2 separate regions of the Homo sapiens genome follow, and region 1 is linked to region 2. A link is a loop called in an ENCODE intact Hi-C map of the cell type or tissue named here. Cell type or tissue: Calu3. All regions are shown on one strand. Links, peaks and the distances in the headings refer to the core of each region. The heading gives the core; the rest is flanking DNA. Region 1 holds the start of LOC105377890 (a long non-coding RNA gene). Region 2 overlaps BACH2 (BACH transcriptional regulator 2).

Region 1 (16,270 bases), core at 4,217-12,216, 100 kb before region 2:
GACCTGTGAATGTAACAAATTTCTTCCTTCCAAGCCCTGTTCTCATTTCCCCTTCAGTGGCTGTACTGATTTTATCACATATCCAACATGTACATTCTTAAAACACATAGCAAAGCAGGAGTTTCAGATGTTAACCAAGGTCTCCAGGAATGACAATTCTGGAGCTCAGGGCGAGCAGAGATTAGTGAAGGAGGGAGCAAATTTACAGGAAACAAGAATATGCAAATACTGAGAGTTTGAGAGTTCAGTGGTCGAAAAACAGGAGATAGCTGTGGAAAGTGCACACTGGGAAGGGGCAGCTCTGAGGCACCTCACGGCACCTGGACAACCTCAACCAGCTTAAGGTGCCTAACAGAGGAATTTATAAGCTTCTTGCTGGTATGGGAACAAATCCCCAAGTGAGGTGCCTGCTAGATAGATCTGCAGGTTGAAGTAGATCAGGGAAACGACACACCGGAGGAGAGGGATGTAGGGGCAGAAAAGAGGGGCCCATCCAAAAAATGTGTGTGTATCCCCACCTACCCTTACCTCCTTCCACTTTTTCTACAAGCGTCAGAACTGCTCAACATCATCACTTCCAAATCAGTTTTGGTGACAGAGTCCAATTGCCCAAACCAGATGCAATGCCCTCATTATGTCTTACCAGCCCTCCTGCTCCTGCCTCCTCCAGTTCATGCTTCACGTAGCCACAGAGTAATCTTTATAGAACACAAATATCACCATATTACTTCCCAGCTTAAAAACCTTTCAGGATTGACCCATATCCACCCAGAGTAGCCTCCAAGCCACTTAGATTGTCCTCCTTTCTGCCGTCCTTCTGGCTTCTCTGGCTGGAGACTTTAGACCACAGCACTGTAAACTGATTCCAACTCCATGTTAATATGTTAATTTAATATGTTAATATTAAAATATTATTTCATGGGTCCAGGTATTAGCACATTATGTACTCTTTTCTCCTTCTGAAAGGAAGAATCTTTGCCTGCCTTAACACTATTATTCATCTTCAAAAATCTGTGCAACACTTCATTCTGAAGCCTCCTCAAACAACTGCAGTCTGCTCGCTTTATGGACCACCTTGCTGCTCTCATTACATTCAATGCACACTATTTTATTCACATGTATGTCTGTCTTCCCAACTACACTGCAGACTACTTGAGGGCAGGGATGGTATCTTATTTTTTCTTTGTATTTCCAGTGGGTAGCACAGCACCTGACCCATAAAAAAACTATCATCTATTGAGCACCTACCGTACAGCAGATCCCATACTAAGCTTTTCAAATGTTATGACGTGAGTTCCCACAACAACTCAATGAACTATTTATAATTACCTCTTTTACAAACGAGGAAACTGAGATTTAGGAGGTTAACATCCCCAGGACCTTCCAGTTAGTAAGTGGTAGAATTCTGATTAGGACTTGGGTCTCTGACACCATTGCCTACGTTAGCTCCTTGGGCCTCTGGTGAAACGTAATGCACGAAATGTGGATCGGATCGTATGAAATCTCCCCCAACTTACACCCTGGGTTGAAGGCTGTGAAGCTTATGCAGAATGCTAGAGGAGGCATTAGGACATGGGGTTTCTGGTTCTGCCACTGATTAACCTCAACTCTGGGCTGTCGCAGGCTTTCTCTGGGCTTCACTTTCCTCATGGGGGAAATGCCATCCTTAACAGATCCCATGTCATATCCTCACTCTTAAGGACCTCTAAAGCTGATAAGAAGGTACTGTGAATCATAAACCTAGGTACTCTTTCTAGATATTGGCCTTGAAACATCTCTTCCTTCACTGAAAAACTGCTTCTGAAAAAGGATGCCAGAAGCCACTTTTGGTCAAGAAAATGTCCACTTTTGTTCTCAGCACAGAGCAGGTACCCGGACTTTCCCTGTTCCCAAGTGCTGTAGACCAAAATAGCAGGGAACCAGGATGAAGTCAGCCAGAAACACGCTTTCTATAACTGCTCTTCACAGAAGAGAAAATCAACAAGCTAGTGTTTAAATAATGTGCAGGGTGTGATACCAACCGAACCTCCGCCCTCCTTCCTGGGGAAATGCAAAGTTTGCTGTGGCCTTTTCACAAACCTCGGAGAGAATGAAATGTCAGCTCTAACACTGAATTTCCCAGCTTCATTCCACTTCCCTCACCACCTCACTATTACCTAAGATGACATTCTGTATATTAGTATACTACATCTTAAACATCATCCCTCACTCAGACATCAGATTACAAACAAACAGCTGAATCCTACAGCTGTTCCCACTAGAAACAAAAAGATTCTTAACATATTTGAAGGGAAAAAATCTGTTTGTTCCCAGATGTCTCCTGAGCCCATTTCTGGGGCGTGTCTACTAGTAATAGTGCGTAAACGCTAACTGTACTCCTCGCTCCTATTTACACACACTATTAGTTTTCAGTAACCACTCCTTCCCAACTCCCAAAAAAGACAGCTAAGAAAACAATGTTCACTTGGAGGAAGAGAAACTAAATTTCTTTTTGCTGTTCCTCTCAATCAAACCCTTGCAGGAACCAAAGTATTCACTGTGGTTTAAACACTTGTCACTCAAAAAAAAAGTACCCAGAAATGCCATGAGACTTCCTATAATTTCACTTTTATTTAAGGAGCTGTGCTGCATCAATACTTGCTTTGGGCACAAAATGCAGAGGAGCTTGATGGCATTTTGAGAATGGCACAGATGCAAAGTATTTAAAAAATACATACCACCCAGTGTGTTCCTGGGAGACATGGCTGGACTCAACATGTTACTATCAGCAGTGTTAGCCTGGTTCCGCAGGGGACCACATATGCACATGTAGGTACTGAGCCTGTGCTCTGGGATACATGCTGTGCTAAATGGTTTACATTTTTTATGACTCGTTAAAATATACTTAGGAGGAAGGTATGTTCTCCCCTTTTTACAGATGAGGAAACTGAGCACTACATGAACTGCCCCGAATCACATTGCCAGTAAGTTTGCAAAAGTGGCATTTGAACAGTCAGTCAGACTCCGAATATGTGAAGGAGTTCTTTAAGGGAACCAAGGAAACAATGTGCATTACAACCCTTGGGAGACACTCTAGTGTGTATTTCTATAAATTAAAAAAAAAATGGGAAGAAATTGATCACTAATGAAATGTATCCATCTGTCATAATGAAGATTTTAATGACGAAACAAGTAACCTAAAACTAAAATTAAGACATTACAAATATCAAAGAAACAAAGATACAACCCCTAAAAGGGGCTGGGGTGCTAATATTTAGAAAAATAAATGTGTTTCAACTACTGCCCCCTCCTGGTGGCATAACCAAAGGTACCTTTCTTTTTCTTAACTTGATGGATTTGGAAGGTTTTCTTCTAACTGATCTACCAAAACAAAAAATGTAGGTAAAGAAAGACTGTATGGAGCTTATTGAGGATAAGGCTTAGTTCTGGACTGGAGTGAAGGTCTTTCTAACTGAGTAACTATAAGAAACTATGAAGCATCTTGTGCCTCCATCTTCTCATCAGAAAAATGGGAATAATATCCACTCTATCTACCTCAAAGGTTATTGTGGGCATCAAAGAAATAATGCATGTGAATGTTATTTTCAATGAATCTAAAATCTAAGGTATTATGATTAATTAAAGCCATTTATAGTATCATCTATTAAATTTAAAATTACATTTACTCTTTAATCCTGCAATCCCACTCCTGGGAACCAATGCCATAGAACTAATAGCACTGTATCTAAGAACAAATACAAAGATGTTTATGATTTCAGTGTGGACAATGGCCAAAAAAACTGAGACCAAAGTAAATATCCATGAGTAGGGCAATTGTAGAATAAAAAATTCTAATAGTTACCCCACTGGAATATTATGCACCCATTAAAAAGAATGTTCTAGAGCTTTATCAATTGAATGAAGAGATTTCAACACAGTTTTCTGAGAAGAGCAAAACATAAAAAAAGAATGTTTAACAGGGAATTCTAAAAGTCTTAGTGCATTTTAAACTTTAATAATTTCAGAAGTATAAATGCTATACACTTTCAAGAAACAATATATGAAAAATAAAAATTTAACTTTTTAAAATATTGATGTTACTTATTAAAATCAATATAAAAACTATTATGCACAAAAAAACTAAGAGTAAAATTTATTATTCAAAATTCCAAAGTTAAATAAGTATAAAAGAAATATAAATAGCTAAATGTTTAAATGTTTCTAAGTTTATAGCAATTATACCTCTAAAATTATGAACTTAAAATTGCACTAATACTTAAAAATGTTATTTCAATAGCTTTAGGCATACTAGTGTTTTTGGTTACATGAATAAACTGTATAGTGGTAAATCCTGGGATTTTAGTGTACCTGTCACCCAAGTAGTGTACACTGTACCCAACAGGTAGCTTTTCATGCCTCAACCACCTCTCAACCTCCTCCTCTTGAGTCTCCAATGTCCATTACACCACTCTGTATGCCTTTGTGTACCCATAGCTTAGCACCTGCTTATAAGTGAGAACATGGTATTTAGCTTTCAATTCCTGAATTACTGCACTTAGAATAATGGCCTCCAGTTCCATCCAAGTTGCTGCAAAGACATTATTTCATTCTTTTTCATGGCTGAGTAGTATTCCATACTGTGTGAATGGAATGTGTGGTGTGGAATACACACCAGTCCAATGGAATGGAATGCATTCTATTTACACACCATGGAATACTACTCAGCCATAAAACAGAATGAAATGGAATTATGTGTATTACACACACACACACACACACACACACACACATTCCTCACATGTTTTATCCACTCATCATCTGATGGGCACTTAGGTTGAACCCGTATCTTTGCAATTGTGAATTGTGCTGCAATAAACATACACCTGCAGGTGTCCTTTTTATATAGTGACTTCTTCTTTGGGTAGATACCCAGTAGTGGGATTGCTGGGTTGAATAGTAGATCTACTTTTAGTTCTTTGAGAAATCTCCATATTGTTTTCCACAGAGGGTGTACCAATTTACATTCCCACCAGTAGTGTGTAAGTGTTCCCTTTTCACTATATGTACATCAATATCTATTGTTTTTTTACTTTTTCATTATAGCCATTCTGGCTGGGGTAAGGTGGTATGTTGTTGTGGTTTTAATGCATTAACACTTTGAGAACACTCTATAACATGTTTTTGTTTTTTAAAAACAAAATAACAGTCCCCTCACTCCCACTGTGTGGTGTGTGTGTGTGTGTGTGTGTGTAATTGTACATTTACATAAACAGGGGAAAAATGGAAGGCTATATGTGCAGTTAAAATGGGAGAAGGGAAAAGAGGAGGAGAGTGATCCAGACAAAAGAGGAAAAGTTGTTGTTTTTTTTTTAAAAATGGGGAACCAAAAAGTGTATATGCTATTATCACATTTATGTACCTATATAAAATCATTTGTATTGTACAGCTATATAATATTACATGTTTAAATTTTATTATTTTAGAGACAGAGTTTTACTCTGTTACCTGAACTACAGTGCAGTGAACTACAATTGCACTGGCACAATCACAGCTCACTGCAGCCTCGATCACCTGGGCTCAAGCAATCCTCTAACCTCAGCCTCTTGAGTAGCTGGGACCAGCTACGGCACCACCATGCCTGGCTACTGATTGATGGATTCATTGATTGTAGACACAGTCTCACTTTGTTGCTCAGGCTTATTATTATTATTTTGTTTTTTAAGAAAGGAAAGAAACTTGCCCCAAGTCCCATACTAAGCTAATGGCAGAAGAACCAGAACTTGTACCTAGGTCTCTCTGACTCTGCAGTCTGAGCCCTGAAGGATTACACTGTGATTTAGGATGGTTATGGATTCACAGGCAGGACTCACTAGCCCTGCAATTGGCCTCTCCAGCATGGAGTTCCTGACCATTATTCGTCAATCTCAGGAGCTGCTTTCAAAACAACCAATCGTCCTTTGAACCTCTCACTTCTGGGGTGGAGCATGATAGCATGGTAGATGCTGCAGACATGAGGCTTTTGGTTGATGCTGATAGCAACCCTCTGTTGCACAGATACATAATTTTAATCACCACTGCTAAGTAACTCTTATTGATTTGTTCTTCTCAGAATCAAAGACACTTTTCTCTCTCTCTCTCTCAAGTAAATTAAAAATGGAAACATATTGTCAATCCCTGAACACGTGGTGTGCTTTTTTCCTTCAGGCCCATCACATACTGTTCCTTCTATCTGGAATGTCCTTCATCTTTTTCCTCTGCTGGGAAAACCCTTCCATATTCTTGAAGTTGCAGCTCAAATATCACGTTCTCCGTCAAGGATTTCCTACCTCATCCAGGCAGAACTGCTTCACCCTTTGCATGCCCTCAAGAATCAGGACAGGCTTCTCTTAGCAGTGCTCACTGAGGCTTTGATTATGGGCTTAGGGACTGATCTTCCACTGGAGACCTCATGAGTATGGTCTCACTCTCACCTTGTTCCAGTGGCCAGCATGGTGCTTGGCACATTATAGCCTTCAATTAAATATTGGTTCCATGAAACTGTGAGATTGAGAACGTATTAATTCACAAGGTAAATAAGTCATAGGTCCAATACTGAGGCAAATGAACATGCAATCTTCCATGCACAAGGCCAAGAATCCCTTGCTTTTAAATAATATGAACCAAATCACTACCAGGAAAGAGGCTACACCTCACACAGCGGATCTTCACTCTCGCCTTTCCCCAACTCAGCAACAGCAGGACAAGCTATGAAAAGTTCTTTTGTAAGTTTATGGGAATAATAATTCTTTTAATAATTTCAATTTTTATTTTAGATTCAGGGGGCGCATGTGCAGGTTTGTTACCTGGGTATAGCAATTATACCTTTGATATTTTGAACTTAAAACTGCACTAATATTTTGAGAACACACCACATAATGTTTTCATTTTTATAAAACAAAGGGAAAATCCTCTCACTCCCTCTCAAATGCTGGCATTCAGTGTGAAATCATAGCTGGAATGTGACAGATGTGTATTGTGTGTGTGCACGGAAGGCCTCTTTACTAATTCAGACCAACCTTTACCTCCTCAGTGTGAGATTATCTACTGAAATAATAATGACTGATATTTATATACAACTTAGAATGTATTTGCTTTCAGAGACATTACCTGGTTTGTTGTATGAAGCAGAAAGCAAATCAATCAACCAGATTTATCATTATGTTTACACTGATTTTGCAGTAGATAGTAACCGAGTTTATGCCTTGACCAAATGTCCATATATAACATACAGTCAGTAAAACTGTTGACTGGCTGTAGGTTCCTGCTGTGAGAAGTGTGATCTGTGAAATTCTAACATGCCTAATAACATTTATTCCCTTATGATCTAGCATAGATTTAAGCCAGGCAAAAAGTTTTAACAAAAACTGATTATGCTTGTCAATAACCGTGAATAGTATCCCAATTAAGACAATGGTCATTTATTTGTTCCTACTGCCACCAGTGAAAGCAGGAAAAGCATTTGGCAAATCTATTTCTGTCACCCTCAGATTTCAGGAAGAGAAGTTCAAACAGATGAAGCTGATGTTACTGGAATAACTCATTCTACTCTACCATTCTTCCTGATCTACTCCCCAGGCTCTGTGAGCTGCTGGTAATCAAGGATGTTTGACTGGGTTCTGTTAGCTGTCAAGGTTTACTAAGCTGAGTTAGTTAATGAGTGATGGCTGGATTTCATTCCAGGACTTCATATCAGCCATGAAGCAATTAGGCATGTACTTCATGATCTCCCACTGGAATTTCAAAGGTGCCTTAGTCTACCAAGGAACTAAATTCAGTGTGGTCTGAAAGGAAACAATAAACAACATTTAACCATGAGAGGTAGCAAAGGACGTCTTTTCTCAGTGTCTATGTTAGACAGGTGAGGAATGTTGCCAATTTATTTTTTGTCCATATAACCTCTATAGCTATTTCTTCTCTTGTCTGTCGTTCTGAAATTATAAAGGGTTCTTATGAGTTGTTTATGTGAAACCAAGTACCCTGACCCACAGGCAAGGTATTCCTGGAACTGCTGAAATAGCAAGCCAGATAATGATATCATTTAAAAAAGTGCCAGGCAAGAAAGCTCTGATTAACTACTGAAACATGCTCAGTGGAGATATTTGTAGCTAGAATAAACGCCATTTTAACATCTCCTCTTTATCTAGGGTCCTCCTTCCTCATGCTATTATTGTGAATATTTCCTCTTCAGATTCCTGCATACAAGGAAGACTGATGAAAGAGAGTAAAAATCACTTTTGGAGAAAAAAAGGTAAGAGCTGGCAGAGGTAAAAGAAAGATTCTGAACCTCATCAACAGTTGTTGCAATCTCACTCACCTCTCTGGCTAACCTTCCTCCCTCCACCCCTTCACTGCTGCTTTCCTGCCACTCACCCAGACTGGACTTTCTACTCTGATGCTCCACAAGAAACAGAAGTGGTAAGAAGACAAGCAGGCTCCCGGGGGAAGTGGAGGACCATATGAAGTTTCATGAAAGAAATGGCTTCAGGGATGATGAGGCAACTCTTCCTAATACAAGGGGTAAGCCCTAGCCCAGGGGCACACCCATCCTCTAGGAGGCCAGGGATGGTCTCTGTCACTCCTGGGAAGTCCCTGCAGACTCTACCTGCTTTCCAAGTGCTTCAGGAAACATCACCTTAAGGTTGAAGGAGGACAAACTCAAGCAGTTGCCTATGGTATGGCTAAGGGGGTGGCAAACAGAGGGCTGGTGATTTTTACAAGTAACCTCTCACAATACTTGCGCCATTACTTCTCTTTTCATTTGTGTCCATGAATAGAAACTCTCAGAGGATAGTATGTTAGCTCCATGGCCTGTGGCACTGTAGAGTGAGTTCTTTAGAGACTGAAGGAGTTAAGAGTACCTGTTTAGCTACCAGAAGCTGAATGTCAGCCGGTATGAATGGTATGTAGCTGGGCAATTTTCCAAAACCCATGCGTGGCTGCGTATCAGGAAGACTGCTATAAACAAATGTGCATGTATGCATAGAGCCTGATAAGTCAATGGGGGGAGACAGACACGGAACAGCCAACCAGCCTGAGGAAATATGCAGAGCCGGGTGAGCTTCCACTTTAGGTGAACAATAGCTCTGTCTCGGAAACAGGTCTGGATGGGCTGGTGAACAGTTGGAATGATCCTTTGACTTTTTACACATTAAATGTCTGTTTCAGGGGACCGAAAGCTGGATTCTCAATTTTCCAATTATCCTAATATTATAAAATCACTAAAATGGTGTTTTAAAAAAATTCTTAATATGTAAAACATGCAAAGATACATTAGGTGAAAAAAGCACAGGGCAAAACTGCATTTATAGAACCCAATTATGTAAAATATATAGATACATTTAAGATGATACATTAAAAATGTCACTAAAATATAACACGATCTTTTTGTGGTTGTGGGATTATACATGATTTTTGTTTTTTCTTTCTACTTTACTTTCCAATTTTTCTAAAATTAACATATATTATTTTCATAGTTAAGAAATAAGGTTACTTAAATTAAGAAGAAAATTACCTGTGGATGAAACGACATCTGATGATGGGTTATGAGGGTTGGGGAAGGCCAGAAAGGCATAAAATAGAACCAACCACGTTTATAAAATGTTAAATTCAACTGGTCTTCACGTCTACACACATTAGTATCTTCTGTCTTACACTGTAAACTCCCAGAGAGCAAAGGCTGTGTCTAATTCTGTGCAATGTCTGGCTCAATTAAAAATGTAGACAGAATATAATTTTTATGATGATTACGCAAATGTAGTTGGTTCTTTTTCACTCTGGCAGCCAGTTTAGTGTTACTGATGCTTGGACAGTGACACAGAATAAGAACATACATTGTTTTCCCCCTTTAAAATCATAGTGTATTAATAGGCTACTTTTAAAAAATTTTTTTGCAGCATATACACTCATAGAAGAGACCGATCCTCTACCATATTTAAAGTAGAAAGTAAAACAGTACTGTAATTTTCTCTGTTTTAGCCCATTTCCATGTTATATAATGAATGTAATTCCAAGGATGAGCTTACAGTTTGATTTCCATATTAATTCAATTACTGGACTCGCCACTGACTCAGACCTGGAATTAATATAAAATACAGGGAGACACACACAAAAAATGTTCCACTTAAGAAACCAAAACAGCCCTAAGTCAAACCACTCTTACAACACTAGAGTAATATCCAATGAAGCGGCTTCCATTTACAGTGTTTTCCAGACCCCACAAAGTTCTTTTCAGAGTTCTTATATTCCCTAAAATATAACCAAGGTTACTGTAACTTTTGAAGTCACTCTCAAGATGTACCTATCAATAAACAGTAGCTTTTTGTTTTTTTAGTACGGTGGCTGTAAGAAGTTACAAATGACTGTCAGTGTGGTTTCAGGTGGTATTCTTATTAGAAATTTAAAACACGGTGTTATCAAATTTGGCCTAAGTCTGTTCCTTTCAAGGTTATCGTAAAATATGCAGGAAATGTGAAATCCCAAGTGCTTATTAAATTAAACTGGAGAAGTCACTTTTTGAGAGCTCGGTCCTCATGCCCCTCCCCTGCCCCCGTGACAATGGTAGCATTTACCAAGTGCTCTCAGCAGGTGCTGAGTGTTAAGTGCTTCACTTGCATGATGTAACATAATACTCAAAAGAGCTCTGGAAGGTAAGCATTTCTATCAGTATTTTACAGATGATAGGTTTAGGAAAAGGTTAGGGACCTTGACCAAGGTCTCACAACGCCTCTGTGTCAGAGCTGGAATTTGAACCCAGGTCTGATAACTCTCAGAGTGCAAACTCTTAACCACTAAGGACTTGTTCACTTCAGAGGGCTAATTAAGTGTGAAATCAAAAGCAATGAATAATCGCAATTATGCCACTTTTAATTTGAGTCTGTTGCATATACATAATTGGTCTTCCTCTATATTAAGAAGGATGCCCTATAAAAAATTAGAAATTCTGCCAACAAAAACCTCCTGAGGGAAACTAAGAACATCTACTAAATAAATAAATCAAGTGTCTTATTGAGAACACGGCAATACTGAGAGGCTTGGGTGTGGCCACCTGACAGATCTGGAGGAAACCTAGAGGCAAAATGTACCGAATATTCTATTGCACAACAGAATCTATCTGTGGAAAGCACCCCCTAAACGGAAGTATCTGTCAAAGTAAAAATAAATCAGGGTAACAGCATCTAAAAAATATATTGTGAGTGAGATGCATACTTCTCTCATTTACTATGGTACACGAATATACTTAGTTTAATTGTCTTGTTTAAAAAAGAAACAAACAACTTTTCAGCCCAATCTATAAAACTCTGACAAGGACTAACATCACCGTGCAGTCATGAAGCAGGGCGAGCCAGCTGAGGCTTTTGGTAGGGTCTTCTCTGCAATCTGCTTCTACTATGTGATGGGTCACCAGGAGCGCAGGCTCACTGAGGACTCTGCTTTGCATGATGAAGAAATCATCTGGATCTGTTCACAGAGACGGGTCATTCCACTCAAACTCATAAAAGCCAGGCTGACAGATTAACTGAAATGCTTATCAACCAATCTGAGAACCAGAATTTCCCAGAAGAGCAGAGGATTAGGATCAGATTATTCTGTTTTTTAAAAAATTAAAACATTTCCTGAGCACCTACTATGGGTCAGGATCTGTCGTAGGCACTTTTACATTAGTGGTTTCATTTAACTCTCACAACCGATCTTTGGTGTGAGTACTTTTTAAGTACATTTTAGATAGAGGCTGTGGCCTGGAGAGGCAGAGGAACTCTGCTGAGGTCATGCAGTTAGAGGAGCAGCAAAGCTCCCAGAAGAGCACAAGTGCCCCAGTGCTGAGGCTACGGGTCTCACTATGCGGAAAATCACAAAGTTCAGAAGGTGCTGGCAAGGGAGCCCAGTGGTCATAGGTTGCTGTCATCAAGCCTAAAGACTTAAAATGCACTGGTGACATATGGCTGCCAGTTGGGCTGTCATAATCAGGAACATCCCTAAAACTTTCAGGCTCCCCAACTCCTTTTGGTGACTGTCATACAGACCAGCAGCCAGCTGTTTGCTTTTGATATAAATGTGTTCTAATTTCTAAAATGTAAAGTTTAATTATCTACATTTATTTTATTTTATTTTTCCTGATAGAATGTCAGTAGACACACCATGAATTTGTATAGAATGTCAGTAGACACACCATGAATTTGTTTAAGTGTGGGTTAACTTATGGGAATTTTATACATAGCTAACTTCAGTCATTTTTCTGTTGATCTGTGATAGTTTCAGTTTCAAATGATATTTTCTGCCACTGTTCCTTGAAATTCAAATTTTGAGGGTGCTCATTATTTGGTACCCGGGCACTGATTTATTCATATCTATTAAAATACATATATAAAAACAAAAATAAAACACGAAGAAAAAAAGAAAAAAAATACATATACAAGTATACACGGTACAAAATTGTGTGCCATACTGTGTACTCATTCATGACCAAAAGACACTGATCATTTGTAAGCTTATTCTAGTAAACTGAATAAAATAATATAGCTAATATTTTATACTTACTTTTTCTGCTCCTACTGAAAAACTGGACATCTTAATAGTTACTTCATACTACCAATCTAGTAATAAGGTCTGGTGGCCCCAAAATGAAAAAAAAAAAAAAAAAAAGCGAAAGGGGACTGAGTATTTACGTTTTTTAGCATTGGATTAAAAAAAAATAAAAAACAACATCAGTTTCCAAAGGCTAGCTCTGAACATTTTGCCTCCTCTTGACCTTAAATTGTGGGCTCACCCTGGAGAATAAATCTTAATAGTGAATTATACATAGCAACTTTGAAGACAAATAATATTAGTGCAGCCTACCCGTAATTACTCTCTTTTTACAAAGTTTCCTAAGAAAACAGAGCCAAAATGCTTAAAATTTAAACAGAAACAGAGAGAGTAAATGGCTGTGAAACATACACATATAGAAATTTATATTGTATATTTACATTTGGTCTAAAAGCAACTTCTTAAAATTCACCAACAGAAAAAAACAAATACATTTTTTGGAGAGAAGCAACAATGTAGGTAAAGATCACAGATTGTTTAAAAGGCATATCTAAACATCTAAGAGACAGTCTTTGTTTAAATTGAACTAGGATTTCCTGGAGAGTAGTAAAATGTTGTTTCAGTATAGTGAATGTGCAAGTTAACACTTCAAGAGTGGGCTTCCGGCCGGGCGCGGTGGCTCACGCCTGTAATCCCAGCACTTTGGGAGGCCGAGGCGGGTGGATCATGAGGTCAGGAGATCGAGACCATCCTGGCTAACAAGGTGAAACCCCGTATCTACTAAAAATACAAAAAATTAGCCGGGCGCGGTGGCGGGCGCCCGTAGTCCCAGCTACTCGGGAGGCTGAGGCAGGAGAATGGCGTGAACCCGGGAAGCGGAGCTTGCAGTGAGCCGAGATTGCGCCACTGCAGTCCGCAGTCCGGCCTGGGCGACAGAGCGAGACTCCGTCTCAAAAAAAAAAAAAAAAAAAAAAAAAGAGTGGGCTTCCTTTGGCTTCAAACTAAACAGCTGGACAGGGGATGCTACTTAATTCTTTTTCTTCCCTACCAGAAGGAGGAGGTGCTCAAGTATTTTTCTTTATTCTTTCATCTGTTTATCTGCTGAGCAATAGGGATCTTGCTTCAGGTTGGTTAATCTGCTGAGCCATGACACATATGAGAAGGTTCTCTGGCAGGACAGTATGCTCTCCAAACAGAGACTATGGCAGTGAAAGAACCAAAGATATATCATCTCCCCTCTGAAGCCTCTGCTTCTTTGGGGTAGGAATTGGTCTATTAACTCTGAGCATTTTTTTTTTAAAGATGGAGTCTTGCACTGTCACCTGGGCTGGAGTGCAACGGCATGATCTCGGCTCACTGCAACCTCTGTCACAGGGGTTCATGTGGTTCTCTTGCCTCAGCCTCCCGAGTAGCTGGGATTACAGGTGCACACCACCACACTCGTCTAACTTTTTGTATTTTTAGTACAGACAGGGTTTCACTATGTTGGCCAAACTGGTCTTGAACTCCTGACCTTGTGATCCGCCCTCCTGGGCCTCCCAAAGTGGTGGGATTATAGGCGTGAGCCACCGCAAGCAGCCAACTCTGAGCATTTTTAGGCACTAACATTCCAAGCGTCTGAGATTCCAAATAGGAAAGTGCTATTTTAAATGACTCTTTAAGCTACCATTACAGATAACTGTAAGAAATATTCAGGCCTGAAAAAATGTTCATTCATCACCAAAATGTGAATCACTTCTAATTGATTTACTATTTCTGCTCTTCTGCTAATAACAGAATTTTGTCACTATCCACAAACATTCCAGAACACTTATCTTACAGAACAGAAAAGCAGTTGTCTATAGTAAAAACACTCCAAGTTTCCCTTACATGTCACACTGTAGAAAGGAAACAAAACCCATTTATTTTCTCAACTATCTTGCCTGTGATAGTCTGTGTACGATAAAATTTATAGAAAACTAAAATGCTAGAGTCCCTACAGACTTCAAAGATAATCTGGCCCACTGATTTCTTTGTAAGCTGAAGCCCCTTGGCGAATCTGATGGGAGCTATGAACCATTCTCCCTCCAGAAAAATGTATATGCATACCAAATATTGTATTCACTTCCCAGCATTTTAGAGACAACCCCTGAAGCCAACCTAGGCTAAGACCCCAGACCAACGACTCTGATCTAATTCCACTGCTTTGTTTCACATATGGAGACACCAAGTTCCAAACAGGGGATGTGGCTTGGCCATAATTGCTCGGCAGAAACTATGAGAAAGTAAACTGGATGAAACTGAAAATGATGCAGATAGCAACTCTGAACCATCACAAATCAGGCCTATCATTTTGCTAGGAAAGGAGAAAAGGTGAAGTGTTTCAAGAGGAGAGCTTTCTTTCATTTTAGGTTTCTGGTTGAGCTTCTCACTGGTTTTCTTCATCTTGCCTTCGGGCCAGGCCCATCCGTGACTTAAGGCTACCTTTTCTTGTGTTTGCTTCTGTAAATCAGTAAGACCTGCATAACCTGGCCACATTCAGAAAGGAGGGCAAGTGTGAGAGTGTGAAGTAGAAACCAGTTTTAAGGAACTGTAAGAGTTCTAAAGAACTCTAATTTGGTCACATAATGGATATTTAAGAAGTATTCTGAATCAAACACTGCTCACATATTTAAGGAAGTGGCAGTCTACTAAACTGTCACCGAGTAAAAGTCCTAGAGACTTGCTTTAATGATTAGATGGAACAAATTTTCAACTACTGCATTCATCCGCACATTTGCAAATGGCTCATTCTTTTAAGAACTAAAACATTCATTCTGGGATTTTGTATTTGTGTTTAGTTCATTGCAAATTTACTCAATATATTTCGAATTCAATTCAACAAATACGCTTAGGACATTCCAATGTGACGGAATGGAAACGTGCATGGATTTTGGAGTCACTAAGATCCAAATTCAAATATTGGATCTGCTTTATCTAGACACGTGATTATTGGGCTCATTACTTAAGGGTCTCTGCGTTTCCCCATCTGTAAAGTGGGAATAATACCAACTACTGTGCAAATTGGGTTTGAAAATTAGCAATAATATAGTCTATTGTAAAGAGGCTAATGCAGTATCTGGCAAACAGGGATTCCATAAAATGGTAATACTTAAAATAATGATTATTTATCAAATATCTACAAAGGACAAACTTCATCCTAGACCCTTCTCTAAAATCTGAATTCATAATATCAAAATGAATGAGGATTTAATTCATTCTTAAAATGACTCGAATACTTGCTAAGATTTTGACATATTAAAAACTATAACCATTATAAATGAAAAGGCCACTGTTCAAATGACTAGCTTTGCTACAGTACAACTGTCAGTTTTTTGACCAAAAGGAAATTTATAATACCATTGGTGGGTTTTAAGTCTTTAGGTAAAAACTGTGTTTTAAAGTAACAGAACAATAAGACAGCAATATAGTGGTTTCTTAATGACTAAAATCTTACATTACATATTATGGTTCAGTATTAATGTGCTTTCACACTACCTACTGAGTTTTCAGACTGCAACTACTTATCCTTTTCAAATTGCTATCACTCTCTTTTTCATGGGAGATTTCTTACAAATTCCTTGGAGAATCCAAAAATTTACAGTGGAAATTTTTTCTCGATTCCTTTTTTTTTTTTTAAAGAATAAACCTATTCAACAGGTAAATCTAAATAATTTTTAGCAGTTCTAAATGTAGAGAATTCATAACTTCT
Region 2 (16,270 bases), core at 4,799-12,798:
AAGAAAGTATGAGAGTATTTATTCACATATTCTCATTTCCCATGTAACATGCCTAGGGCCATCCTGAATGAGAGCACAGAAAATGTGAAGGATTTCTCTGCCTAGTCTGCTTAAGATCAACAACACCTATAAGTCTAAACATAAAACACACACCTTTAAATGATCACCATTAATGTTAATAAGCATTAAAGGTAGACACTGAAGTCTTTTGTGTTGGCAAATCCTAGAACTACATTTTCATTCAGACAGGTTGCCTCTGGATAAACGTCTAAGATTTTTTCTAAAAACAAGTTATGGTATTTATAATTGCCTTCTTTAAAAGAATGCAAATTCTTTTGCCTACAGATTACGCTAAGCAAAAGAGTGAGAGAGAGAGGAAATTTCAGTAAAATTTTGAGAACCATAGCTTGCATTATAGATTTTGGAATGTACCTTCCTGCCATTTAACCCAACCCCATTTTCTTATTTCCTAGTAAATACACTCCCCAGTTATTCATCCCTTATTATACCCTGGGACAATGGTCATTTTGGTACCAATCACACCTTAGTTTTCCACTATCACCTGCTAAAAGTTCTCTTGAAGAAAAAAAATATAACTGTAAGAGAAACCTGAGTGATATAACGTCAGTATTTTAACATCCTAACCCTTTCAAATTCTCTCTATATGAGAATTGACTATTTTCATCCTCCCTTGAAAAAATGTGTTCGGGCATTAAAATTCCTCTACCTTGGACCTTTTCATAATGGCTGCCTTAGTATTTATTTTGATATACTATTCAAGACACCAACAGTTTGAGGTTTTCACTTCTTTTCTTGAAGAGTGTCACAAAGTCAAATTTCAGCCTCATCTACAAGACATTTAAAAATTACACTGCTTTCCTGATTTAACTCCTAAATATGCCCAACACAAATAATTATGTTGTTCACCTGAAGATATGTTCTAGAATCTTCACATTGCTACTCATAATGGCCCCAAACTGGAAACTATACAAATTAATAAATAGTGGTATAGTCACACAATATAATACTATATAGCATGGAGAATGAAAAATCAACTACCATAGTCAATATGGTGTCATGCACAATATGAGTTAACTGTGCATATTATCGAGTGAAAGAAGTTAGACACAAAATAGTACATTCTGTATCTCCATTGATATAAAGTTCAAAAACAGGCAAAGCAAATCTATGCTTTCCCAAGTCAGAGTAGTGGCTACCACGGGTGAAGTAGTTACTGGAAGGAAGCCTGAGGGATTTCTAGGGCGCTGATAATGCTGTGTCTTAATCTGGGAACTGGTTACAACAGCGTGTTCACTTTATGGAAATTCGTCAGTAAGATGAATATATGTTATATGCATACTTTTCCCTATTTATATTATCATTCAATTAAAAAGAAATAAAATTAATCAGCTTCTCTTAAGAAACAGACTTACAGGAATGAAAACTAGTGTGTTTCACACAGTAAAATGGAAGAAGCTTAAGAGCTAGGTTCAAATTCCAGACTCTACCATTAATTATTCAATCTTAGCTTCTCTGGCTTCCAGTTCTATAAAATGGAGCCAACAGCAAAGATCAAATGACATAACACTGAAGGCATTTTAAGCAAGAAGAATATACAAATGCTGAGCACTACTGCCTGAAATACTAATAATGTACTTATCCGAGAAGCCTTTAAAGTTACATGGTTCTACACAAAATGTTAGTATAAACATAACTGGCAAGATAATATTATCAGTTTTGCCATTTAAAGAACTTCCTAACAATCAAAGATATGCAACATTTATTCTACCCAAAGTTAAAGTGTCCTGCCCTAACCTCTACTTTGAGACACTTGGTAAATAATTTTCGGAAGAGTGTCAAGATACATAATATTATAGGAGACGATGTCAAATATTAAAGCTTCAATAATAAGTGGACTAGAGAATGATTCTACTCACAGCTCACAGTTCAATCCATCTCTTCTTCTCACTGACTTCTCAACCATTCTGTGCTTTTCCATGTTTTCCTCCTTCTTCCCACTCTACCCTGCCTCCTACCTGGCCATGCCCCCTTTCTCTCTGCCCACTGAAATTCTACCCACTCGTCAGTGCCCAGCCAAGGCATTCCTCTGGTGGGACACCCTTCCAGGCCATGGAGACCTTTCCAGGCCGTGGAGACCTTTCCTTCCTTTGAAGCACTTTTTTTAGTGCCTCAACCGTCTGTTTGCAACAGTCTTGGACCTGAGCATTGAACAGCTATGTATCTCTCAAGCCATGATTTAACAACTCATGTGCTCATATCTTGCTTCCCCAGTAGACTATATGTTTTCCCTAAAGGCAGGGACCTGTGTGATACTTATTTTAATCCCCCTTCAATGCTCTGTACATTGTAGATATTAAATGCTTGCTACCCAGTGCTCTACTTTGTGGGTTCAAGAAAGCAGTAATCTCTAAAAGTAGGGCAAAGGTGCAGACTGGGATTTCTTCAAGTAAGTGGATTCTGTCGGTGGCACCTCATCTCTAAAACTCTCTGTTAAGCTCTGATCTTCTTTTCTCTGAGAGCTCTCAATCACTCTAGACTTTAGAGACTAAATCAGCACTTTGAAATCAAAGTATAAGGTGAACCACATATAATTTTAAATTTCTAGTAGCCACATTAAAAAGTAAAAAGGAACAGGCCAAATGTATCTTAATATTTACTAGTTAATCCTATATATGTAAAACATTATCATTTCAACATGTAATCAACATAATAAAAATTATCAAGGAGATATATATCCTTTTTGTTTGAAAGCTGGTGTATATTGCACAGCACATCTCAACCACATTTCATATGCTCAAATGCCACATGTGGCTGATGGCTACCATACTGGACAGACCAGGTTTAGAGTTCAAGCTAGAATATGTGATTTCAAACCATTCTGAAAAAATCTAAAATCGAACAAACGCTATAGGAATATGCAGTAATCTTCCTAAATCTTGCTCTTAAAAAAAAAAGAATACGGCCAGGCACGGTGGCTCATGCCTGTAATCCCAGCACTTTGGGAGGCTGAGGTGGGCGGATCACCTGAGATCAGGAGTTTCAGACCAGCCTGGCCAACATAGGGAAACCCCGTCTCTACTAAAAATACAAAAATTAGCTGGGCACGGCAGCACATGCCTGTAATCGCAGCCACTCAAGAGGCTGAGGCAGGAGAGTCGCTTGAACCCAGGAGGTGGAGGTTGCAGTGAGCCGAGATCATGCCACTGCACTCCAGCCTGGGCGACAGAGCGAGACTCCGTCTCAAAAAAAAAAAAAAAAAGTCTACACTACTTTATCATTTTATAAAGCCCTCTGTCATACATTATCTCATCTAGATGACATACGTACAGCAAACATTAAGCCATAAAGTAGTTTCTTGGTCCTATATACCAAAAGAACACAGACCTGGTAACACACGCTTAAATCAAATAACTCACAGCCTTAAAGAACATCTATTCATGAGACGTTTTCTCCATTTTTACTATACAGTAAAGCATATTTTATCTCTTATTTTAAGTCATTTAAGAACTTTTTATTTTGGAATTTTATGACTAGCCCTTTAAATATTAGTTTTGCTAGGAACATCAAAAGAACAAGTGACTAATTACATAAAGGGGAAAAGATTAAATGAATCATGGATTCCACTTGAACTTCATCAGTTAAAAGGATAATTAGCAAAATATTTAAGGAAAAAGTAAATGAGCTTGTTAGTCATGGCCTTTTGAGGGGAAAAAGGTAAAACTATTTTACTTGCCTGATCTCAGATCTAGAATCTAAAAGATAAAGAGGTATTGTGGAGAATCATTATAAAATACTCAGACTTCAAAGGTTCCCATAAGGTCAAAATATGGACTATGTATAAGAAGAAAAAATATGCTAAATATAAAATCAATGTATTAATGAGATATATTTATTTAAATATCCCTTTTGAGTATTCTTAACAGGTATTCAGAACCCTAATCTGCTTTTGAATTTTCAATGAATATAAAAGAAAAATTTGAAGACATTAATGGAGAATTTTAAAGCAAGAATCTAATCCTGTATGTTAGAAAGAAGAAAATACAACGTTATGTAATATTTTAATTCTTATAGGTGCCCAAATACATAAGCAACCTAACTTTGACATCGGGGGAAACTGGACAAATCCATTTAAAACTAATTTAGCAACAAATACTTACATGGTTCTGTGGACATGTAACATCCCAAGGTGTTTTAAATTGATAATGTCACCATATGAACTGATAATTTTCAGTTGAACATACAGTTTATTCTATAAAATCATTAAATCTTAAGAACCATGAGGGATCTTAGAGACATTTAGCCCAGTGCCTCTCAAATTTTGATGTTTATGTGAGACCCCAGGGGCACCTTGAGAAAGTGCAGATTCAGACTCAGTAGGTGTGGGTGGCCCTGAGACTTCATTTCTAACAAGCTCCAGGTGATGCCGATGCTGCTGGTCCAGGGACCAGGCAGTGGGTATTGTGGCCCCAGTCAAGTCTAAGGGAGGTCCCACAGCCTCTGCTTGGGCATCTCCAGTATCCAGGACTTGAAACCTGCCTCCAAGGGTAGACATTACAGGGAGGGACTTGTATATTACAGAGAGGGAAGCAACAAGGAAAGGCTGCTTCCACTTCTAGTGATGGAAGACACTCTTTCTCTCCCAACATCTCCTCTTCTCCATGTTGAAAATCCCCACTTCCTTTGGCCACTCTTAGAACTGATAGGTTTCCAGACCCCTAAACATCTTTATCACAGAAAATGCTCCCTCTGTGGTGAAAATCTTTCTTAAAATAAATCCCTTGGGACAAGACATAGCATCCCACACATGGGACATCCAGACCTGAGAGTAGTTGAGTGAGAACATTACATTCCCTGATCTAAAGGGGACAGCTCTCTTAATGTGGCCTTAAGGAGGTGTCGCCTTCTGTAAGAATCACACTGCACTGGTGGCTCACAATGTTGTGGAGGAAATAATACCAAGCAAGTGTTCCCATGTGCACTTGAACAATTATTTTTAACTAAAATGTAGCAATTTACAGTTATTTCTATTTAATGTCATCTTGCTACTATAACAACTCACATAAATCCTTTAAAATGTTTACTAATAGGTCACACATATATAAAAAACATAGACAGTTTTTAAAAACAATTAAGAAGAAAGAATATCCTTGGGACCACTGTCCAGGTTGGGAGATAAAACACTGCCAGGACCTCAGAAGCCCCCAGTGAGCCCCTTCTCTATCATACCCACTCCTTCACCTCTGGAGGTAGCTGTTATACTGCTTTTTGTGACAATCATATTAAATCATATTAATTTTCTTTATAGTTTTACCATCTATGTATGTATCCCTAAATAACATATTTAGTTTTGCATGCTTTTGAACTTTACATGAATAGAATCACACTGTATATATTCTTCTATCTTGCTTCTTTCTTTCCATATTGTTTGTAAGATTCATCCATTTTGATGCACTTTTATTTGTTTAACAAACACATATAGAATGTATTGTCTGCCAGTCATTCTCCTAAGCATGTCACAAACATTGACTCATTTAAACTTCCTAACAACACTATCAGGTAGACATCATTTTCCCTGATGTACAGATGAGAAAACTAAGGTACACTGAAGTTCAGAAATTCATCCAAGGTCACACAATAAGTGGCAGAACCAAAATCTGAACCCAGGCACAATCCTTCCTCTTGACCACCAAGAAATGCTGCCTCTCCACACCCTTCTATATGTGGTTATACTAGTTGATTTTTCATTGCCAAATAGTATCACAGTGTATAAATACCTCACAGCAAAATGTGCTGATTCGATTCAATGTTGATGGGCATTTATTTGGGTTGCTTCCAGTTTTTTGCTCTTATGAACAATGCTTCTTTGAATATGTTTGTCCATGTTTTTTCTTTTAAGTTCAGGGGTATGCACATGTACTGGTTTGTTACACAGGTAAACTTGTGTCATGGAGGTATGCTATACAGATTATTTCATCACTCAGGTATTAGGCCTGGTATCCATTAGTTATTTTCCCTGATTCTCTCCCTCTTCCCACCCTCTAATAGGTCTCAGTGTCCGTTGTTCCCCTCTATATGTCCATGCGTTTTCATCATTTAGCTCCCACTTATAAGTGAGAATGTGCAGTTTGGTTTTCTGTTCCTGTGTTAGTCCGCTTAAGGATAATGGCCCCCAGCTCCATCTATGTCCCTGCAAAGGACATGATCTCATTCTTTTTTATGGCTGCATAGTATTCCATGGTGTATGTACCACATTTTCTTTATCCAGTCTATCACTGATGGGCATTTAGGTTGATTACATGTCTTTGCTTATTGTGAATAGTGCCGCAACGAACATACACGTGTATGTGTCTTAGAATAATTTATATTCCTTTGGGTATATGCACAGTAATGAAACTGCTGGGTTGAATGGTATTTCTATCTTTAGGACTTTGAGCAATCATCACAGTCTTCCACAATGGCTGAACTGATTTACACTCCCACCGAGAGTGTGTAAGTGTTCCTTTTTCTCCATAACCTTGCCAGCATCAATTATTTTTTGTTTTGTTCATGTTTCTTAAAGCACATAGGTAATCATTTTTCTTAGGTGTATACCTAGGGGTAAGATGGCTGTGTTGTAAGTTATTTGCAGGTTGAACTTGGTTAGGTAACAGCAAATTGTTTTCCGATATAATTGTACCAAGTTAGACTCCTGTCAACTAAATACAAAAACTCCCATTCATTCACATCCTTACATGGTATTGTCAGGTTTTAAAATTTCTGCCAATCCAGAGAGTGTGTAATCATATGTTACTATGATTTTAATCTGCATGTGTTTGTTTATTAATGAAGCTGAGCATCTTTTTATATATTTACTAGCCAATTGGGTTTCTTCCTTTGTGAAATGCATGTTTAAGAATATGAATGTACAGTATCATTTTTCTTTTTGGTTATCTGGCTTTTTTATTGATTCACATGTGTGCTGAACCAGTATTATTTATGTGCCACAAACGTCTTTACCACTTTGGGCTTGTTTTCTCATTCTCCATAGTTACCACTCAGTGAACAGAAGTCCTACTCACTTTTTTTTCCAACAATAAGTGAAAGACCCCTCATGCTTTTTTTTTTTTCTTTTTTGAGATGGAGTTTCGCTCTGTTGCCCAGGCTGGAGTGCTGTGGTGCGATCTTGGCTCACTGCAAGCTCTGTTTCCTGGGTTCACACCATTCTCCTGCCTCAGCCTCCCGAGCAGCTGGGACTACAGGTGCCTGCCACCATGCCCGGCTAATTTTTTGTATTTTTACTAGAGACAGGGTTTCATCGTTTTAGCCAGGATGGTCCCGATCTCCTGACCTCGTGATCCACCCGCCTCGACCTCCCAAAGTGCTGGGATTACAGGCGTGAGCCACCACACCCGGCCTCCTCATGCATTTTTAACTTTTGAACTATTTTATAAGAATTTTTTAGGTCTGGCCAGGCACGGCGGCTTACACCTATAATCCCAGCACTTAGGGAGGCTGAGGCAGGCAGATCACTTGAGGTCAGGAGTTCGAGACCAGCCTGGCAAACATGGTGAAACCCCATCTCTACTAAGATTACAAAAATTAGCTGGGCATGGTGGCATGTGCCTGTAGTCCAGCTACTCAGGAGGCTGAGCCAGGAGGATCACTTGAACCTGGGAGGTGGAGGGTGCAGTGGGCCGAGATCGCACCACTGCACTCCAGCTTGGGTGACAGGACAAGACTCCATCTCAAAATAAATAAATAAATAAATAAATAAATAAAGCACTTAGAAAGGAAAAGAATTATGTTAAATATACATGTTGGTCTTACAGTCTAGAAATTCAGTTGCTTTGACTATAAAATACAAAAAGCAAAGGCTCTGGGATAAGACCACTGTGATACGAAGCTAAGATAGTGATCTCTGATAGTCTGGCCAAACTGCAGCAAAACCAACCAAAACTAAACAAAAAACAAAAATGTCCCCATATGTAGACATACGGAAATGGGCTGCAAAAAGATGAACGTACACCTGAATTCCTGGTGACATCTGGGCAGCCCCTCAGCAGGTAGCACAGTTCTTCCTGAGCTAGCTGCTCCACTCTGCTGTTTCCTCTGACTCGCATTTTCTGTTAACCTTCCTCTTGGAATCCTTTGACAATGACTCACAGGGTTATGGGGCTACTTAGCAATACCACAGCCCTCCGCAATAGATGCTGTGTAGGAGGGACGCAGCTCAGTGGATTGTAGTCTGCACCAGTATTTTCCTTTCTGCATTCAGGGAGGATTTGCTTTTCAGCCACATTTCCCTCAAACACAGCCCCGACAGGAGATGCTTAGCGCAGAGATTTCTAAACGATGAAATGATCTGAGTTTGGCTCCTTAATCATAATGAAACTAAAAACAGTAAGATGAGAAAACAACAGGGGGATCATCATTCCTACAAAAAACAACTTTATACTTGGGCAAAATCAAGAGATTAAAAAAAAAAAGCTCAAACTAACATTTTCCAACCTTTCACTAAGAGCAAGGGCTAAAACCACATGTTTTGAAGGTCTTGCACTGTGTTATTATTAGAAGTCACAATTCTATTGATACTGATGAGTCATTCGTATCGGCGGAAACCAAGAACTTCCATCAACATCATGTTACACACAGTCACTGTGGCTTTTCTTTATTACTGGTCAAAGCTGCTTCAGAATGCTTATTGAAACTTAAGAAAAAGAAGGCAAACTCCTCAAGGGTGTGCAAAGCTTTCCCTTCCCCAGCTGATCTTACTTTAATCATCCTTTTTCAAGACAGTTTATGATGATTGGATCAACTTGTATCTACAAAAGGAAGTTTATTTAGAAGCCTCAGAAAAGCAACATTTCACACTTTCCGATGAAAATAAGCAAAACTGAACTCTGAAAACAAACAGTGAAACCATCTCTGAAAATACATGCTAGCTTTAAAATGACCTGAGGTCAAGTTTTTTGTTTTGTTTTTTAACCTCAATAACAGGGAACGGATATAAACAAAAGCTGTCATCACTTAGGGACTTCAGCCACATAAAACAATGTCAGGCTAGTCACTTGCACCCTCGCCCCTGCTTCCCTACTCAGGACACACTGCTTTGCACTGAGGGAGAAGTGGGTCAGGTTTCAGTTACGCCAAGAAAGCCTAACTAAGTTAAAGGTTTATGAAAACTCTTTCTGATCTTAGTAGGAAATAACAGCACATTCCCTTTTCATTTATTATCAGCCCCTTTTGCCTCTCCCCTTAAATATTCCCAGAAAAATAAAGTGAAGCAAAAAAAAAGTTTTCCTGAGGCATATCCAGAAATGCTATGAATCTTTATGCAGTCCCTACAAAGGTAGAAATTTGTCCAATTTTCTCCCCTGCAACCAGAAGGCTGTGTCTGGCTGCTGGCAGGAGAAGAGGACCCAGCTCAGCAGTGACCACAGATCTGAAAATAGCCTCCCAGTAGCTAACCAGCCCAGCAGCCCGGAGCTCTCCAAGGGCGGTGCTGGTACTATGGGCAGTTTACAGTGCGGCCAGCTGAGTGCTACAACAGCTGCATGAGTCAGCAAGCACTGCTGGTAGGAAAGTGCTGACATGCTAAATTACTCTCGTGTACTTGAGATGCACACACCTACCTGGCAAAAACAAAAACAGGGTACATGCAAATTAGCAAACGGGAACCTCTCTACGCTTGCAGTTTCTATTTTCCAAGGTTAGACCAAAAATATAAATAATCTATGCCACTGCTCAAAAAGAAGTAACAACTAATAATAATTAATCATGGTAATAAACAACTCACTCTTAGTGTTGCTATGTGTGGAACAGCTGCACTGAAATCTCACGAGCCAGTTAATTTTAACTGGTTTTAATTTTAACTAGATTTAACTGCTTTTCCTCCCTTCTGAAAAATCAAAATAGTTACCATATCGACCACAAGAACTGGTAACAGACAAGCACAGTTCCTGTTTTTCAGAGGGGACTTACTTTCAAACCCACAATATCAACACGCTTAACATAAGTGGAAATTTAAAATGTACTGTTTAATGTGGGAAATTTAAAACCTGTATGCTAATTGAGATCTCATGTGCCAGGCTTTGTCTGACAATGCCTCTCATTCATCTATGTTCTCTCGTTTTATACGGGACCTAAAAATCTGCAGGAACACTGGTTGTCTGGAACTGAGAATACATTTTCCCACAGAAATAGGGCCAGGCCAATGAGCTAGGATTCCTTGATAGTCCGTGAAAATGTCTTGAACTTAAAATATGAGAGGTTAAATTTATAATCTAAAAAGAAAATGATACTACAATGATAGTTCCAAAACCATTTAAAAGAAAATACTCTTGATTAACTGTGTTTGAGGAAATGTCTAACTACAGGAGGATGAAGGGACACAGTCTTCCAAGTGACACTTTCAGACTTCAACTTTAGGGTCATTCTGGTTCTCTAACATGGTTTCAATTGATAGTTTCATTTAAAATGCATAGAATTCTCTTACTTTGGCATAAAGTATTGTTAGAAAAAAAATCTTTATACTTACCGGTTTTAAGTACTGTTTTGTTCTCCAAAAAAAAAATTGAGACTTGGAAAACAAAAAAGGAGGAGAAACAAGTACAAAGAGGGGGTACTAGAGAGAGGGAAACAAATTAAGTCTGGAACAAAGAAAGACACGGAGGTATAACTAAACTGCAAAAACAAAGGAGAGGTAGGAACTAGAGGGCAGTTCCCCGCTAGACAGTGTGTTCCCAGAGAAAGAGGACTCTTCATCATACCCAGCTCTGGAGGTGACAGTGAAGTCCTGCAAGACAGTTCCACAGACTGGCACTAGATGGAGCCATCAACTCAACATAGCATGGTTGCTGGAGAAGGGTATGGTGGGGGAGAGGTGGGACTGAAGGGCGTTGACTCTACAGCCAGGTATTTACCTGCCAACAACTCTATCTAAAATAAGTATAGTTTAATTAATCAACCAACTCTCCTAATGTCCAGATGTCACCACCATGCTGACACCACTATGCTTGTGGTATGTCAAATTGGGACACACCAATTTTGAAATAAATTTATCAATTCAATTTGTATCAATGCAACTGGGGTGGGGAGGTAAGTGAAGTTGGATCCGCTGCTTTTTTTTTCTTCTAAAATTCAACATGCAAAGATAATATAGAATTTCAGGTTCATTGCTACTGAATAACAAAAATCCCTAACCACAAACCAAATGGCTTTCCCTGGAAGCTTTGTTTAAATGTTAAATAACATACCATCTTGCTATAGAGGTTTATGTGATCAACTCCAATGTACGGCAAAAGGCGGGAAATGCTCACTGACAAATGTATTATTAAAAATAATCTTCTCTTTGTATTTTAATACTACTTTGATTTAAATACTGTAATCCATTTGCCTATATTCTCTGCCTAGGGTTGTGTTTATTTATCACGAGCCCTCTCTCCATTCAGAAATGGTCTCCTATCACCAGGTTACCAGTGTGCGAAATTCTATTGTTTTTATCTTTAGGGTTTTACTTCTTTGGCTTTGTCTCCTATTAACATGCTGATGCTTCAGAAAAGTAACACATTAAGTATGCTCAGTTACTTATATATTAGTAAAACTGTGTTCATAAAATCTTTCTCTGAGATTGGTTTTGGAAGGGAAGGACAAGGACTAGTTGAGGGGACTGGGTGGCCAAAAGGTAAGAGAGCATGAAACAAAAAAGTGAGCACAGAAGGAGGATGGGGGAACTGGCTGCAAACCGTGCCTAGCTTCTTTACATCTGGGACACGGACCATCATCCCTGGCACTTATCTTCCCAAGAAAATGTATGAAAAGGAAGGGTTAACTCTGTCTACATTTTCCTCTTGCTGAATGGGTAATAATATCTTTCACAGTTAATTTCATTTTTTTTTCAGTTTGACTCTTCAGGGCTTATTCATTTGCATAATATGGAATCTTGAACCCACATAGATATTCTACAAATCAATGCAAGTAATTCTCACACTAAATCAGCAGCTTTAATTTAAGCTCAACATTGTTTGCATAGAAATCTTTATGCACTCATCTGCTTGATTTTTTAAATCACTTAAAACCTCCAACACTGACACACTAAGCATCTCCCATTTAGCTTTCTCCAAAATTTGAACTAAATGCTGAAAAATAAGCACAGTACTATACATTCATACACTTGATCATTTCCCAAATTGAGCTTCAAATGTGTGCTTAATGTTTCAAGTGGCTCCTGAGAATGATGCTTCTTGACTAAAGATGACAACTTCGGTGTCTGGCCCAGGCAGAGCTGAGTCAGCATTCTAAACAGTGACCCTGCAAACCTGAGGTAATTGGGGGTTACTGCCATACCAACTGCCTGAGTCCTTTAAAACCATTCAAATCTCCAGCTGAGAGTTGCAACATGCTAATCTGGCAAGATAATCTCTTCCTGAAATTGACCAGAATGAGAACAAAGGTTACCTCCTTTTATCTGTTACTGGTAGCTAATATTTCTAATTAGGATTTCTGATGGAATTAGTTCTGAATGAACATCTTCCTCCTTGGTAGAATACTCTACCTCTTACAGGTATAGTTTTTTACCTTTTCCTACCCACCAAAAAAACAAAAAACAAAAAACAAAACGCAAAAAACAAATTCCCTCCACCTAACAAGAGGGTAGGAGTGTGAGTTACAAGTAAACCCTGGAGACAGAGCCATGGTATTTCAGTTATATGCCTAGTACTTCTTTTGCCTTTATATGCATCACTTTTACTTTCCGATCCCTAAATGGACACTAAAACCTAAGGAATGCAATTATTAGAAAGCAGGCCATGTGAAAGACAGGAGATATACTCACTCAGATTTACTGAGAAATTATTTTTTAACTTTAAGATAGATGTCAACAAAACATCCAATATTTTAGAGTGAGATGACCTTTATTTCTACTTCTGGGAACTGCTAAAGAGAGTTCCAACTTCAAATGAAGAAGAAAAGGAAAAGGGAGAGCCATAACATGGTAAGAGAACAGGCCCAAGCATCAGACAGCTAGTGTCCAACTCCAGTTCTACCATTCATTAGCTGAGCGACACCTATGCTGCGGCTTCTAGTGATCACACCTAGCCCTGGGTTGTTCTGAGGATTATGTGAGTTAATATGAGCAGCACACAGAGGAAGCTCTCAATACAAGTTAACTATCATCAAAGAAAAAGAAAATAGAGGGGTGTTAGCATGAAGTATAATCAATTTATTTTAAATAGATGCTGTCAAAATTCCTTAATTTTGCATCTAAGAATGGTCTAAATAAGACGTGTCCAATCTTTTGGCTTCCCTGGGACACACTGGAAGAAGGAGAACTGTCTTGGGCCACACATAAAATACACTCAACACTAATGATACATGATGAGCTGAAACAAGAAAAATAGCAAAAAACAAAAAACAAACAAACAAAAACAAAAACAAAAAACCTTTGTGTTGGTCCGCATTCAACACGCAAGAGGCCTGCTGGCCATGGGTTGGACAAGCTTGGAATAATCTTCGGGCCACAGAGGATGGAGACCCTCTGCTCTGGAGTAGCCAGGGACTTCAGACAGACTATTTAGACTCACTTTTTCACCAAAGGCCCTACACACATCAGCTGACTGGGAGAGAATATCTTTGTAGCTTCTGATCATTCAAATATTGTCAAAACCAACCTAAATATGTTCAAAATAAGAATGTTAACTTGTATTTTTTCCAAGTATGGAAATGAACAGTACTCTTGGCAGTTAACTTCTGTTTTTATCAGGTTCTAAAGACCCAGGTAAATAAATCAATTCTGGACTCTGTATACAGGAACTATTATTTGCCAAAATGGCCCCAGAGGTTCCAGCATGGCTTAGGCAATACTCCAAAGGGCCAAAGATAGTAGTGAATTAATAGGATTAGGAAGCTGGAGAAAAAGTGAATCTCAAGTTTCAGACTGTCCCTGATGGAAGGTCACTCCACAATTCCTCAGGGAGGGCTTCCCCAACCTCCCGACCAGGTTAAATCTGCCCATTAGACACTCTGGTGTATGAAATACTTTCCTTCACGAGCAGTGGGTTATCTGTTACTAACTGATCAGTGCCATTCTTCCTACCAGATGACGTGCTTCATGAGACCAGGGGCCAGGACTGGGTTTGCTCCCCATTAGCACTGTGGTCACTTAACACTATGCCTGCCATGTAAGAGATACTCAGTATATATTTGTTTAATGAATGAATGAGGCATCTGCCTCTAAGCAACAGTATTTCTGGACACTTGGCCCATTTTGCACTATCCACGAGCTTCTGTTGCTTAGAAGAATACAGGATAGGAAAAAAAGAAAAATTGCCAAAAATCTATGGATACTGAAATACTAAGGAAAGATGCTGAGCATGTACATTCACTTTGTTTCCTACTTGTGGAATGGAAATCATCACATTGGGATCTCCCAACTTTAAAATCCGAAGTGAAGGTCTAAGCTGTCTTTGGGTTAGACTCCTGGAAAGTCTTGAGGAAATTCCTGAAGTATCTGCAGAAAGTGACAGGGGAGGGAGAATAGAAGATGGCCCAAGACTAGAGTGATGGAAGACTTGGAAACTCGAAAAGCTTTCTTCTAACTAACTGGGACTTTGTCTACATGCCAGCTACAGGCTCAGGCACACATGAAGAGAATAATGAGATGAATGGGAGGACTGGAAAGTGGAGGATTTAAATGCTTAGGAAAGGAGCCAATGAAAGCTGACACAAGGACAGGAGGGACCTAGCAACCAAGCGCCGGCTCTCATCACATCAGCAGCAGCATGTCCTACAGCCTTCAGGAAAAGAACAAAAAGGTCAGGGAGGAAAATGACACATCTCAGAACCAAAGGGCAATTCATTATGAGGCTAAGGAACAAAGGAGAAGTCAACCAGGGAATATGCTGAAGAAACGGTGATTATGAAGTCACTGGGGAAGACTGAGAGGCATTTTGGCTGTAGTTCCAATGACTAGAATGAAGGATGATGTGAAATGCTTTTGGATTGGGAAGATTTATTATTTTGGAAAAAAAATAGCTCAAGGAAAAACAAATGGCAAAATTCCTGCCTGAATTTTGAAGTAGTGTCACTAGCAGGATGAGGTTCAATTTATACATTCTTTAGAAATGAAATGGCCCTTGGAAAAGACATAGTGGTAAGATTCGCAGGACATTTCCAGCCTTACGGAAGCTGAGTAGCATGCTGATAGTAAAATTAAGTTTCAGTTTTAGATAGACTGACATTTGAAATTAACAAAAAAAAAAGTAAAGGGAAAAAATTAAAAGACCCTGAACTGACAAAAAAAAAGAAAAAAAAAAGCAACTACTGTCTTTTTTTTTTAAATTAAATGTCATCACAAACAAAAAAAAAAAGGTGAAAGTTGAGTTGTATTTTGGGCAATCTTACTGAGTTTACAAAATGTTTAGTTCATAGCAGGTTTCAGTTTGGACATGAACAGTTTGTAAATATTTACATAAAATTTAAAGATAGGAGGACAGCAGAGGTCATATATTGCTATTAACAATACAGAAGCGATTTTCCGTCATTCCCAAGGCCTTGGTGCTGCGTTCCCATATGTGGCCCCAGCTCTGCCAAAAGCTTGTCTTCTTTTCCAAAGAAATTCCAATTTTTGCAACCAGCATTGACTTCTGAACTGTGAGTACCTCTGACAGGGTCATATGTCGCTGAAACTTCTTCAACATCCAGACAGGGAAAGGAGAAAAACAGGGAGGCAGATTTACAGCGTCTGCTATCTGAATTGCAGATTTTGACAAATATGTTACATTTTATATTGTTCTCTGTTCTATGTGAGGGCAGGGACCATGTTCTCTGTATGTCACAGTCCTACACCATGCCCAGTCATTGATTCAGGACTGGACTGTGTAATGGAATGGGGAAATAACCTTCAGACATTCAAGAAAACATGCACTATATTCAGATTAAGTTCATTCCAACATGAGATTAGTTCTTCCAACTCTGCAGAATGGGCAGGCACGACACCTACTTCAAAGGGTTGCTTTGAGGAATCAATGAAGTACATTCAGGCAAGGTAGTCAGCACTGGGTCTGGCACATGGTGCGGATTCAGTAAATCAAAACTATTATTTTGGTGAGTGTTCTCAAATGTCAAACTCCCATGGAGGTCCTCAGGCATTACCCAGCCAAGTTACCCCATCTGGTCAGTAACAACTAAATAGAGGGCAGGTGGTTCAAAAGTAATGGATTATTCACCTGCAAGGAATCACACTGTACTCATGGTATTAAATTATTCGGCCTTT

The links. Peaks named below come from ENCODE experiments on the same cell type or tissue, not always from the same donor. Only the 100,000 strongest peaks of a DNase experiment are listed, where the experiment ranks them.
Region 1: it touches region 2 in a loop (5-fold over the local background); 15 of 110 quality-filtered maps call a loop at or near these places.

Annotation. Positions count from the first base shown.
Region 1 is chr6:90,176,123-90,192,392 of GRCh38, forward strand. All of the region lies in intron 4 of BACH2 (BACH transcriptional regulator 2), which reads right to left. LOC105377890 (a long non-coding RNA gene) reads left to right here and starts at 8,140. Exons shown (of 2, transcript XR_001744258.2): 1 at 8,140-8,266; 2 at 8,393-9,391. RefSeq lists an enhancer at 8,159-9,358. In Calu3, for the core only: no CTCF peak of the experiment used is centred there; DNase peaks (open chromatin) are centred at 7,659 and 8,949.
Region 2 is chr6:90,276,260-90,292,529 of GRCh38, forward strand. The region is part of intron 1 of BACH2 (BACH transcriptional regulator 2); the gene reads right to left. LOC124901361 (a long non-coding RNA gene) reads right to left here. Exons shown (of 2, transcript XR_007059676.1): 1 at 16,224-16,270; 2 at 14,991-15,686. Among named protein-coding and RNA genes, the nearest start is that of BACH2, 12 kb to the right of the region's middle. RefSeq lists an enhancer at 9,287-9,787. In Calu3, for the core only: a CTCF peak has its summit at 10,815 (motif pointing right); DNase peaks (open chromatin) are centred at 8,172, 9,512 and 10,832.